Regions from separate parts of the Homo sapiens genome. Here region 1 is linked to region 2. The links are chromatin loops, found by intact Hi-C in ENCODE. Cell type or tissue: K562. All regions are shown on one strand.

The links. A loop is a pair of places that touch in the nucleus more often than their neighbours do. Peaks named below come from ENCODE experiments on the same cell type or tissue, not always from the same donor. Only the 100,000 strongest peaks of a DNase experiment are listed, where the experiment ranks them.
Region 1: it touches region 2 in a loop (3-fold over the local background); 4 of 110 quality-filtered maps call a loop at or near these places.

Annotation. Positions count from the first base shown.
Region 1 is chr2:195,485,781-195,488,280 of GRCh38, forward strand. No RefSeq gene overlaps it. Among named protein-coding and RNA genes, the nearest start is that of LINC01825, 46 kb to the right of the region's middle. In K562, no CTCF peak of the experiment used is centred here; a DNase peak (open chromatin) is centred at 1,411.
Region 2 is chr2:195,321,415-195,323,914 of GRCh38, forward strand. All of the region lies in intron 1 of LOC105376755 (a long non-coding RNA gene), which reads right to left. Among named protein-coding and RNA genes, the nearest start is that of LINC01825, 210 kb to the right of the region's middle. In K562, no CTCF peak of the experiment used is centred here; a DNase peak (open chromatin) is centred at 1,087.

The DNA of each region.
Region 1 (2,500 bases), 160 kb after region 2:
TAAATTTTAGTACAGAAATGAAAAAACAAAGAAGAAGAGACTGACTCTCCTCTTTGTTTTTTGGCTCTCCTCTTCTTTCTAGTCAAGGCCAGAAAAAGCTTTACATGCGTTTCACCTAAATCTTGAGTAATGTACAGGAGTCCACAGTCTACAAGTTCAATTTGTTTTCATACACTGATATATTTAGCATTTTATATTATAGCCAAGTGGTCATAAAATTATGAAAAGTAAAATCATTTTTAAATGGAGGTGCTGACAAGTTGCATATGAATTTAAAATGCATTAAACATAGTTTATGATTTAGTCTCATTATACATAGTAGGATTGAAAAGGGAGTTTTTTAGATCTAACAGTCTAAGAAGACATAAAACACCTAGAATAAAATAAAGATTTGGAACTACTCATGCATATTTTTTTCTGCATTTTAAACAACATACTGTCATTGTAAAAATCATGTGATTTTATCTCCTATTTTTTCAGTTTTGCATTTATATTTTATTTTACAGATACCATTCTATACAGTGGAATTTCACTATTTGCCTGAGTTTAATGCCATTTCTCAAATACCAATAGCCAATCATGATACAATTTAAATTGCTTGAAAAGGATTTTGTGATGGGCAATATAAAAGGCCATGGGGATCCTTTGAATATGTAGTCGAACTTTTTAGTTCTCATTAATACAATAAGCCTTGTAATCACTGTTCAGCGAACTATACCTTTAATGTTGAGTTATCTTCCCATAAGTAAAATGTCAATTGTGCCATAAATGCCATTTGACTTGGGTTTTGTTTCTGCTTAAAAAAAGGGTATACAAATTATAATTGATGATATCATTTATTGCCTGAAAACACCAAACCTAGCAAGCTTTGTTTCCCCACCTAATGATTTAAGTGTGCTCTTACCCAGAAACATTCTGAAGAGTTTCTCACCACATAATAAAACAAAGTGTTATATTATCCTTATGACTTGTCAAAACCGAGGAATCGGAAAGAGACAGCCTGAAAAGGAAAACCACATCAAAGTTGTTTTACTTCCAGGAAAATGATTTGATCATTTAAAAATTTTAAAACTATTTTTCATATTTAATTGAATTTTTTAACCTAAGTTGTTGGAGATTGAAACATTCTCATCTATTTTATCTTAGCAAAATGAAGATAAATGTAAAAATGCCATGTGCATTCTTTATTTAAAATGACTCTTCTTTGTGGAATAGAGGCTTTAGACATAAAGTTCTTCATCTGTAGCAATATTTTGACTATCTTTATGCTGGAATCTTTATCCTGACAGTTGTGCAGCTGTACAGGTTTGCAGCTTTCTGAGCTAAACTCAAGAGGCTCTGAGTCCATGCCAGCTGTCTTTCAATTTCACATCAACTCTCTTGGTGCTTTGTCAGTTTAAAGCTTTTGCAAAGTTTGCAGGGCCTGAATTCATTAGATAAGGGAAATGAGTCATCTAAATCTTACCCAACCTCAACTGCCATAGACACTCACTATTGTAAATTTCCTTCAAGATTGAATTGGAAAATAGACCCCATGGGTTTTTGTCAGTGTTGGTATTTGATGATACCCTTGTAACAGCAGCTGCTGAAGCTGTGTGTACCTCAATAAATTCTATTTTAAATTCCCTTTCCTTCATATTTTATATATAAAATTGGAAGGCAACGGCTGCAATAATAAGGGCAAAAAGGTCATTTAAAGTTCAGTTCACCAGGCACATGATAGGCAACTCATCACAAAGGCACTTTTTAAAAATAATTATGGTTATTAGAAACAAAATCCATCTTGTTTTTAAAGAATTCTGCAGCATCTTAAAACAGGTAAGAAACAGATTGTCAGGGATAGTTAAGTTGGAACACAAAGCTTCAACAAACACAAGGATTTGACAATTCCTCTGGGAGTGAGGAGCAGCCTTATTATCACAAGCCATCACATTGATCTGTATTTTGGTACAGGAGGATCTTAGATCTGCAGAGACCCAGCCCTTACCACATGTTATTAGAAATATTTAAGTGCATGCCTGTATTTTAAACTGAAAGGGGGAAAAAAAACAATACTACATGGAACAGAAAAAAAGTATCGATAACATTCTGTAAGACTATAAATAAATGAGTGCTTCATCCCACAAAGATTAAAATCTGTATAAATTTTGCCTTCTGGAAGTACTTTCCAAGACATTGAGGAAAGAAAACATGAAGTATCAAAACAGGAGAAATGACAGAGAAATAGAAATCGCCTGCAGTAGAATTTCAGGTTATGTTAACCAAATGACATTTATTGCCCATTGCTTTTCTACAACTAAGTCATTACAGCACAGTGTGACCTAAAGCATGGTCTTCAGAATTAGAAAGAGCCACTTAGAATGTATATGATCTTGGGGAGTCTATTCTTACTTTCTGAGCCTTAGTTGCCTTGTTTGCAAAATGGGGATACTATCCAATTCATGATGCCATGAAAAATACTGCATGTCAAGTATCTGGCATATAGTTTATGAGCAAAAAA
Region 2 (2,500 bases):
ATAAAAAGAAAAATACAGCAAAATAAATTGGTTAAGGCAATAATTCATAATCACCACAACTGCTGCCTCATCGTTGGTAACTGTAAAACACCAGTGATTATTATATATTCTCCAAGTTGAGAGTTAAAATGTAATTTAAAAAAGGATTTTTAGAATCATTTAAGGGCATATTTTCTGATCAGTTTCTAAAACAGTCATTGTGTAATGGAGCTAGAACAACTCATGAAAAAAATGATACAATGCTTTAACTCCTTTATTTTTGTCTTTGGGCGCTATTATTAATCACCACAGTAGTTGAGAGCATGCATTACAGAGTCCATGAGGCCCAAGTATTGGTTCTACTGCTTACAAGCTATGTGACTTTTTGGCAGATAAATGACCCTTTCTGAGCTTCAGAACCCCCACATGTAAAAATGGGAATAATGAAATAATGAAATTAAAGCATTAAATGAAATAATGTACTAACACACTTAACACATAGCCAGTAGTACTTTTATATTTGAGTGTGGCTAAGCTCTGGTTATTCTTCTCAATAAAATAATGATAACTAAACTGTTGAGTGCAGGAATAGTTTAAAAGGCTGCTTTCTCCCCTCTCCAGTGATAGAATGTGCAGCATCACCCTTTCAGCTGACTCTTGAAAGTCTTGGATCCCACTTTCACCAAGGTAAGAAAAGAATTAACTGCTCTGGCTTAAAGCCATTCCTGAGTAGCTAACAATTGACAATAAGAATAAATAAACCTGAGAGAGAAATTCAGTTTCCAAATTCATCCCTTATCTTCAAACATTTAAATATTAAGAAGACTATACAGAAGCATGTTTATCCCTAATATATTCATAAAGTCATAATCACAGTATTCCAAAAAAACTGAATTTAAACACTATCAAGTAAACTACCCCAGTCAGAAGAGGTACAAACTGAAAAAAATTAAATAAAAATATTGGAAAGCCTGCCGTCTCAGATAATGTGAGCACCAGAATCATGATAATGAAGAACAGTTCAGGAAAAGCAAGCAAGGCAGAGAATCTAAATCAGCTGGTTACAGTTAGCTTCTGGGTGACGGATAGCCTGGCTGCTGCCTTTGCTTCCCTAGTCCACCTCTGTGAGGGGTGGAACCAAGCCAAGCCCATAAATCAGACACAGCCTCGAGGTTGAGACTTGTTAATAGAACATAAAGACAAACTTCAGAGACAACCTGCACCTCTCAACCCTCCCTAAGGCTGGCAAGGCCAAATATCCTAAGGCACTGAAAGCCGTTTCTAGGTCACTTTCTGAGTAGGAAAGGAAGCTTTAATTTTAACTATTCCTCCGCTCCAGATGCCTGATTACCATCATTAGCACTTACCACCTATTATATGCTTTTTTAATTTAAAAACTATATAAAATTATAAAGAACAAAAATATTTTACTAATGCAATATAAGCCTTAGTATTTCTGAAAATGTATTTATCAACTGTGAACACTTTCTAGTCATTTTCATTGAAAAAGAATGCAAAATAATCCTATGGATAGAAGTAAAATGGACAAATAAACTAATATTTGTAAAGGTGTACAGTATTTATTTCCACTTCACCAGAGGGAGTACATATGTCTGTTTCATTATTCATATGCCACGATTTTAGTTTTCCTGCTTGCTAAATATAAAGAATGTTCTAAGCCCCCAGGCAACAGATTTCAGTAAATGATGGCTGAAATTCATTCACTGCATTATAGCAAAAAAAAAAAAAAAAAAAAAAATCACAGAAGATGTGAGTAACAATGTTCAGGGTTTCCTTTTCCGTGGAGCATTGTAACTACAATTCCTTTGACATCAAGAACTAGTCAGCCTTTGTGTATTATGAATGCTTATACAGCAAATTAATATAATATGAACTTTATGTTAATAAAAACAATTTTACCTATGCCTCTGTTCTCAAAGGTGAAAAATCACTTAATAGGTGGTCTACCGTGAACCTAAATGTTGTAATAAGGTCAAAATGATAATAAAGCAATTTTCACATTAATAGTCTTCTCAATGCTAAAATCATAATAACTCTCTGGATTGTTCTCATAAGAAGCTACCTTAGTTTAAAATTCAAGATACAAAATCAAGCACAGTTCTTTCTGTACAGTTGTTTTTTAGTCTCTCCCTCAAGTAGCATATTTTTAATGCCCTTTTTAACTTAGACATAATGAGAAACGCTACATGAAAATATTAAACAGATTTAAGTTTCTGATCTATTCATGGCCTTAGGTAGAAAACTTACATTTAAAATTATCAGTGAAGAATTAAAAACTATTTTATTAAGGCTATCCATTAATCCATGTCATCCTGATCTGGTCTAATTACAACAGTAAATTCTGTCCATGCAATATTACATTTCAGCTCTGAAGAAGATTAGGAATGTCACTGATGTAGCATAAGCACACTCAAAATGGAGGGAAAATATTTCCCACAGAATGCCACTCATGATGTCCTGATTATAATATGCAGGAGCTTTTAGTTTGCTTTCAGTGTCC